2 separate regions of the Homo sapiens genome follow, and region 2 is linked to region 1. A link is an interaction called in ENCODE POLR2A ChIA-PET data of the cell type or tissue named here. Cell type or tissue: K562. All regions are shown on one strand. Each heading gives the region's core, and the rest is flanking DNA. Links, peaks and the distances in the headings are about the cores only.

Evidence for each region. Peaks named below come from ENCODE experiments on the same cell type or tissue, not always from the same donor. Only the 100,000 strongest peaks of a DNase experiment are listed, where the experiment ranks them.
Region 2: POLR2A ChIA-PET joins it to region 1 with 6 read pairs; 5 of 35 experiments call an interaction of 5 or more read pairs at or near these places.

What each region holds. Positions count from the first base shown.
Region 1 is chr18:11,910,435-11,914,833 of GRCh38, reverse strand. It overlaps LOC101927511 (a long non-coding RNA gene), which reads left to right. Exons shown (of 4, transcript XR_007066296.1): 3 at 408-639; 4 at 3,972-4,285. Among named protein-coding and RNA genes, the nearest start is that of MPPE1, 4.3 kb to the right of the region's middle. In K562, for the core only: no CTCF peak of the experiment used is centred there; no DNase peak of the experiment used is centred there.
Region 2 is chr18:11,960,627-11,965,025 of GRCh38, reverse strand. No RefSeq gene overlaps it. Among named protein-coding and RNA genes, the nearest start is that of IMPA2, 19 kb to the left of the region's middle. In K562, for the core only: a CTCF peak has its summit at 925; DNase peaks (open chromatin) are centred at 935, 2,215, 3,805 and 4,045.

The DNA of each region.
Region 1 (4,399 bases), core at 115-4,114:
CTACTAAAAAATACAAAAATTTGCCAGGCATGGTGGCACATGCCTGTAGTCCCAGGTACTCGGGAGACTGAGGCAGGAGAATTGCTTGAACCCAGGAGGCAGACGTTGCAGTGAGCTGAGATTGGGCTACTGCACCCCAGCCTGGGTGACGGAGGGAGACTCAGTCTCAAAAAATAAAATAAAAGCAGAAGGAGAGCTCACTATCAAAAGGAAACTTCTAATAAACAATTTTATAAATAAAAGAATTCTTTTTTTTTTGACACAGTGTCTCACTCTATAGCCTAAGCTGGCAAAAAGTGAAGGGATATCACAGATGTAATGAAGGCCCCTAATGAGTTGGTATTAAGCCATTCAAAAGAGAGATGATCTTGGGTGAGTCTGATCTAATCACCTGCATCTGTTAACAGGGTCCAGATGTCAGGGATGGAAGTTGGAGAAAGATGAGGCAGCAGCAGACACTTTCTCCTGTTGGCCTTAAAGAAGCAACCGCCTGTGCTGGGAGAGGGTCACTGGGCTGAGATTGGTAGGTGGCTCTGGGAGCTGAGGGCCTAAACCTATGACCACAAGGAACTGAATTCATCCCAAAGCCAGAGAGGTGGAAGACGACTCAGAAGATGCAGATGCCAATGCCACATCCTGGTGAGCAGCTGGATTGCAGCTGGACCCGCTAAACCAAGCCCCAGACTCCTGACCAGTGGGAGCTGCAAGATAATGAATATAGTTTTCTTGTTGTTTTTTGTTTTCTTTTTAATAAGCAATATGACTTTATTTAGTTACTTTGGAAACAAAAACCCCCAAATAATGCCTGAACCCAAAGGTACATAAAAATGGCCCAAAATAGTTTAAAATAGATTTGAACATCATTTGTAGTTTCTTCCTCATAACATGAGCGCTTTCAGCTGGACAGTAGATTACAAAGCATCTCCGATCATGTTAAGGCAGATCATCAATCTGTGGCTGCATCTGTAACTCCTGCTGGGAAAATAATCCTGTTGGAGTTGGGGGCTCTTCCCAGTTGTTTGGCCAGTTGGCCCAGGAAGGGGCAGTCCTGGAGCTGACGGGTGGGTGAGGAGCCAGGCCCCACCTGTTTTTTGTTTTCTTACGACAGAGTCTTCCTCTGTTGCTCAGGCTGGAGTGCAGTGGCGCTATCTCGGCTCACTGTAACCTCCACCTCCTGGGTTCAAGCGATTCTCCTGCCTCAGCTTCCAGGAGAGCTGAGACTACAGGTGTGTGTCATTACACTGGGCTAATTTTTTATTACTTTTTTTAAGCAGTGATGGTGTTTTGCCATGTTGGGTTTTGAGCTCCTGACCTTAGGTGACCCATCTACCTCGGCCTCCCAAAGTATTGGGAGTTTCCAAGGCTCCCTTAGTGTAAGCCAGGATTTTTTAAATACAAGGCGGCAAAGATACCACAATGTTACCACAACACAACAATGTATATCACAACCATGTATACCACTATGTATACCACAATGTTATTCACTGTAGCTGCTCCCACAGAAAAGTAGTTTACAAGACAGTGAAGTACAATATGAAACTGAAGATGTTTAGAGAGGAAACAGTGATTTAAAGAGTGCTCTGTAGAATTAAAACCAGTTAGCCCGGCACATTGGGGAACACCTCTGGTCCCAGTTACTTAGGAGGCTAAGATGGGAGGATCACTTAAACCTCGGAGTTTGAGGCCACCCCGGGAACACAATGAAACCTTGTCTCAAGAAACAAAACCAAATACCCCAAGTAGGCCGGGTGTGGTGGCTCAAGCCTGTAATCCTAGCACTTTACGAGGCTGAGGCAGACAGATCACTTGAGGTCAGGAGTTTGTGAACAGCCTTGCCAACATGGGTAAACCCTGTCTCTAAAAAAAAAAAAAAAAAAAAAAGCCAGGTATGGTGACACACACTTGTAATCCCAGCTACCCCGGATGCTGAGGCATGAGAATCCCTTAAACCCAGGAGGTGGAGGTTGCAGTGAGCTGAGATCATGCCACTGCATTCCAGCCTGGGAGACAGAACCAGATTTGGTCTCAAAAAAAAAAAAATTGGTTAATGGCATTAAAAGTCAACTAATAAAATTAGTTAAAACTATGGACTTTAATAAATGTTATCTGTTTTAGCAATTTTTTTTTTTGAGACGGAATTTCACTCTTGTTGCCCAGGCTGGAGTGCAATGGCGCGATATCAGCTCACTGCAACCTCTGCCTCCAGAGTTCAAGTGATTCTCCTGCCTCTTCCTCTGGCTCCGGAGCAGCTAGGATTACAGGCGCCCACCACTACGCCTGGCTAATTTTTTTGTATTCTTTGTAGAGATGGGGTTTCACCATGTTGGCCAGGCTGGCCTCAAACTCCTGACCTCCAGTGATCTGCCCGCCTTGGCCTCCCAAAGTGCTAGGATTACAGGTGTGCACCACCGCGCCCGGACTGTTTTAGCAAATTTGACAAAATGTGGGTAATTTATCCATATAATAGAAAATGCCTAATATTCATTAATTGAAAATTAGAAATTACATTAAAATATTCGGTACTGTTTTTTAAACTATTCTACTTTTACATATTTGGGAAGATTATTTTCTTTAACGATTCTGTTTTATATATTTTATTAATTGTGTTATCTGTTTCCTGAAATTAATATATGCTAGAAGGAAAATTACCTTTATAAATGTCAGCATCTTAAAAGTCATGTCAATATGCAGATTTTGATAACAATCGGTATAGATAAACTAATTCTAAAGTTAGGAATGGGGCCAGGCGCGGTGGCTCAGACCTGTAATCCCAGCACTTTGGGAGGCCGAGGTGGGCGGATCACTTGAGGTTAGGAGTTCGAGACCAGCCTGGCCAACATGGCAAAACCCTGTCTCTATTAAAAATGCAAAAATTAGCTGGGTGCGGTGGCGGGTGCCTGTAATCCCGGCCACTCAGGAAGCTGAGGCAGGAGCATGGCTTGAACCCGGGAAGCAGAGGTTGCAGTGAGCCAAGATGAGCCACTGCACTCTAGTCTGGGTGACAAAGTAAGACTCTGTCTCAAAAATAAATAAATAAATAAAGTCAGGAATAGGTCATGCCATGCTTTATTATATCCGTGATGCTTTATTATATCTGTGACTTTGAAAATTAACATTATTTTACTAACCATACTCAACAATGCTTTTTAAAAAGGGATTTATGACATATAATTCTTTTGGAAATTAAAATGCATGGTATAATTCTATGGTTGGTCAGATTACACTTCAGGTGTAAATGAATTACCTTAAAAATGTATTTCTTAGGTTTATGTTTTATGGACTTAATAAATATTTTATTACAATTTTTTTTTTTTTTAGACAGAATCTCACTCCGTCACCCAGGCTGGAGTGCAGTGGCACGATCTCGGCTCACTGCAACCTCCACCTCCTGGGTTCAAGTGATTCTCCTGCCTCAGCCTCCCGAGTAGCCGGGAATACAGACGCATGCCACCGCTCCTGGCTAATTTCTGTATTTTTAGTAGAGCCGTGGTTTCACCATATTGGCCAGGCTGATCTCGAACTCCTGACATTGTGATCTGCCCTCCTTGGCCTCCCAAAGTGCTGGGATTACAGGCGTAAGCCACCGCACCCAGCAGAAAAAAATCTTAAACTTACAAAAACATAGAGAGAAATATAGCAAATGCTTGTATTAGTTTTCTATGGCTGCTGTAACAAATTACTACCACTTTGGTGACCTAAAACAACCCAAATTTACTACCGTACAAGTCCTGTAGGTCAGGAGCCCACACGGGGCTCACTGGGCTAAAACTCAGGTGATGGCAGGACACCTGAGCATCTGCAGGATCATTCATTCCTTGCCTTTTCCACCTTGAGAGGCCACCTGTGGCATTCCTGGGCTTGTGGCCCCTTCCTCCATCTCCGGAGTCAGCACCAGCGGCCACATCCTTGTCAGGTTGAATCTCTCTGAACTTCCTTCCAGTGTTACGTCTCTTTCCAATTCTCATTTGCAGGTAAAGGTTCTCGGAAGGACCCAATGAGACTGGGCTCACTGGGATAATCCAGGATCATCTCCCATCTCAAGGTTCTTCATCGCATACTTGCAAAGCCCCTTTTGCCATGTCAGGTAACTTGTTCACAGGTTTGAAGATTAGAATGTGGGCATGTTTGGGGGGCATAATTAGGCCTAGCACAATGCCCATGTACCCATCTCCTTGCTTAAACATTAAACACTTTGCCAATATTGTTTCTCCTATCTCTCACTTTGTTCTCTAAAAAACTCCAGGAATTTGTTATTAAATTTTATTAAAGCAAATCCCAGAAATAATATAATTTGCCTGTAAATATGTTAATATGTTTCTCTGAGGCCTTTAAAAATCATAGCCACTATGGTATTATCGTAATAAAATTACCTGAAGTTATTTAATGTCACCTAACATTC
Region 2 (4,399 bases), core at 172-4,171, 50 kb before region 1:
ATCCTCCCACCCCAGCCTCCCAAGTAGCTGGGACTACAGGTGGATGCCACCACACCCAGCTAATTTTTGTATTTTTTTTGTAAGGACACGGTTTCACTATGTTGCCCAGGCTGGTCTTGAACTCCTGGGCTCAAGCAAAATGCCTGTCTTGGCCTCCCAAAGTGCTGGGATTATAGGCATGAGCCACCATGCCTAGCCAATTGTTAAAATTTGCTAGAAGGAATGTGAATGAAGTGGAACTAAAAACTCTTTTAAAATCAAATATTAATTTTTAAGACCAAGGCATCTCCGAATAATTTTTCCTCTGCACAGAAAAACATCCTCAAGGGTACTGAAAAATGTACTGACTCCTAAAACTCTCCCAAATGTATTTCTCTGGGAGTGGTGGTAGTAGGGGAACCATCCCTGAGGCAGAGAACTGAGTATATTTTATTTCTATTTATAGGAGAGTTCTACTGAAGTTGTTAATAAAGTTAACTTCTAAAGTCAATTCTACTGCTTCCATATTTGGAAAAAAAACCCTCCGTGTGTTCATGAGCATCATTCTCAAGTCATCTGTATTCCAGAGCTGAATTCACCTTTTGTTTGGCTATTTGCAAAGATTTCTAACATTTCTAACAAATGACATACATAAACCCTAAGATTGCTCACATTTTAGGCTTCTTATTTCACACGTGTGCAGTTTTATACTAATATTAACTTTGTGTTCCTATAAAAATGTTTTGCTTACAACAAGGGCCTGTTTCCTAGCATTCTGAATAGTTTTGTGATGAAGGGTGAAGACTTTTGGAAAAAGCTCAAAAAGAGAAAGAGAGAGCAGTCCCTATATCTCAGGAGAATGAGCAAGGAGATGCATTCTGAGGCAACAGTGTTAAGGTTAAGCCAGAGTATGAACACTGAGGTGTCAGCATCCTCCCAGCAGGAGGTGCATTACCAGAGCTAGCCAGGGGCCTCTTGTCTTGGCTACTGGAGAGCGTGAGGAGTGAGAGCACCAAACCATGCTAATTCCACAGGCTACCGACCTGAAGGGCCTCCCAGACTACCCTGGGGAAAGCTGTAAATGTGCTGCTAGGCTTCAGATTTAGGTAGGGCCAAAGAGAACACGTTCCTTATTTTGCAAAGGCAAGCACATAGAAAGTAACCATCTAGGCCAGGTGCGGTGGCTCACACCTGTAATCCCAGCATTTTGGGAGGCCGAGGCAGGCGGATTGTGAGGTCAGGATATCGAGACCATCCTGGTTAACACGGTGAAACCCTGTCTCTACTAAAAATACAAAAAAAAAAAAAAAGAAAGAAAAAGAAAAAATTAGTTGGGCGTGGTGGCATACGCCTGTAGTCCCAGCTACTCAGGAGGCTGAGGCAGGAGAATTGCTTGAACCCAGGAGGTGGAGGTTGCAGTGAGCAGAGATCGTGCTACTGCACTCCAGCCTGGGCGACAGAGCAAGACTTTGTCTTAAAAAAAAAAAAAAGAATAAAGAAAAAAAAGAAAGTAACCAAAGTAACCATGCACTCACTAGGCATGGTGGCTCACACCCAGTACTTTGGGAGGCCAAGGTGGGAGGTCCCCTTGAATCCAGGAGTTTGAAACCAGCCTGGTCAACATAGCGAGATCCATCTCTACAACAAAAAAAAATAAAGAAAGAAAGTAAGTAACCTGGAAGGATTCTGAAACTCCCCTAGCAGGATGGTCAAGGAGTTTATATCTCTTTATGCTTCACTTTGCTGGAGAAGCAACTCAGTACCACTGGTATTTGTGCCACAATTACTTTAAAGGTATCTAAAATTAGTATCCACCCCCCACACCATACATATAAATTATGCAAACATAAGTAGGTGATTGGAAACATTTATTTTTAGCCAATTTTGCAAAATTAAAAGACCAAAGACATTGTCAAACTAGTAGAGTGAGCCTAATATGCCTTAAATGAATAAAGAGGATTCAAATGAGAAATACAAGAAAATACAAATAGTAGATGATGCATTTAGTTAGCAATGATTTGTTGTTTAAACAAAAATATTGTTTTGGATCAACTTGTTCTCAACCAAATTATTTTGGATCCAGTGATCTGACACACAAAATGCAAATGAGGAAGGGATGCAAGCCAATGATCCAGAATAGGATCAGATTTTCCAACGGCATAATGTAAACTTTGTCCAAAGGCTCATGGGACTTTCAGTGGGTGGATTTAATGTTGTGGGGGGAGGGGGGGCAGTGCAAGAGGAGGGATAAAGGGTCAGTGCTGCCAGGACTTGTCTAGTCCTTCCACACCCTCTAATCATGATCTGCAGGCTCTTTGCAGCCTGAAAGATCCTCTGACTGATAATATTGTGGCTCTGATAATCCTATGACATTACTAACTCCTGGTTGCTCCAAGAAACTTTCCTTCTTTATCAAATTCCAAGCTTCTCCATAAGGAAGGCTGTAGCAGGAACAGAGAGATGTATGCAGTACTGAAAACAGCAGTGGCAGAAATGATTCAAAGCTTTCTTGCCTTCTAAGAACACCAAAAATTAAATTTATTTAAGAATAAATATCCTGAGACTGCTGGGAGGGAGAAAAGGGCATAGAGACTTGTTTTAGAAACATGATTTATCAGGCAAACTGCGCACTGTCCCCTTTTTAATGGCTCAGGATGTTGCAGAAGAATGGAACATTAGTATATTATGCTGAAATTTTGGTTGGGCGCGGTGGCCCACGCCTGTAATCCTAGCACTTTGGGAGGTCGAGGCAGTCAGATCCCCTGAGGTCAGGAGTTTGAGATCAGCCTGGCCAACATGGTGAAACCCCGTCTCTACTAAAAATACAAAAATTAGCTGGGTGTGGTGGTACGTGCCTGTAATCCCAGCTACTTAGGAGGCTGAGGCAGGAAAATCACTTAAACCTGGGAAGCGGAGGTTGCGGTGAGCCGAGATCATGCATTTACACTCCAGCCTGGGCAACAGAGCGGGACTCAGTCTCAAAAAAAAAATATATATATATATATATATTATAATATATTATAATATATTAATATGTAATATACATTAATATATTATAATATATTAATATGTAATATATTAATATATAATACATAATATACATTATACATAATATAATACATATATACTATATATTTTTATACATATTATATTTTTATATAAGTTTATATATTATATATTACATATAAATGTTTTGTATATTTTTATAATTTTTAATATATAATATATAAATATACATAATGTATATATAATCCTAAAATTTTAATTTATTGAAATGTCTTTTTTTTTTTTGAGATGGAGACTCACTTTGTCGCCCAGGTTGGAGTTCAGTGGCACAACCTCGGCTCACTGCAACCTCCGCCTCCCGGGTTCAAGCAATCTTCCTGCCTCACCCTCCCGAGTAGCTGGGACTACAGGCGCCTGCCACCACGCCCAGCTAATTTTTGTATGTGTATATATATATATATATATTTTAGTAGAGATTGGGTTTCAGCATGTTGGCCAGGCTGCTCTCGAACTTTTGACCTCAAGTTATCTGCCCACCTCGGCCTCCCAAAGTGCTGGGACTACAGGTGTGAGCCACTGTGCCCAGCCAATTTATTGAAATGTCTTTACTTCTCTTAGTACATTTATTCTTCTTAGGTGGTGCAAAGAGTGATATAAATGAAATATAGATCCAGCTTAAATCAATTCGGAAAGCAAAATGCTAGAAGGCTCTTCTTTTTCCAGGCTCTGAGCCCCATCCCCAATTCTCATCCAGCGGCACCCCCATTGCTGAGAAGCTTCCCAGGCTCTGTCGCTGGGCCCTCTGATAATAACCCCCTGGACACACACCCACTTCAGGGCGTGTAGGTGCGTCTGCACGCGTGCGCGCGCACACACGCACACACACACACACACACAAACACACACTCATCCTCTTCATGGAAAGCTCTTTCTCTTCTGGCTTGGAATGAAACCTAGCTCTCTCCATAAGAGTCTCTGGAAACTCATAAGCATCCCCAGGGCCAGGGATGCGTGAGGATGGAGCAGGGTGGCGAGCAGAGGGAAGTGATGGCCCCTCCTCTCTCCACCCTCACAGGCTCCATCTTCATGCCAGAGCCCTAACTCCTCTAAGGCCCCTGCCATTCAGCAATTTCGCTGCCAGTGGTGTTAACGTCAAGGCCACCAGTCCTGCTTCTCAGCGAGATAGTATGGGAATGGGACGTGGCTTCTACTTCATGTTGTTTTTGTTTTCTTTTTGTTTTGTTTTGTTTGTTTGTTTTTTTTGAAAGACTTCACCTGCTTTTTATTGTGTTCTCTCTCTCCAAAACTAAGATATTTTACGTATTTTCTAATTGGTTCTAGATTTCTTTTTCTTTTTTTTTTTTTCTCTTTTTTTTCTTTTTCTTTTTTTTTTTTTTTATTGATCATTCTTGGG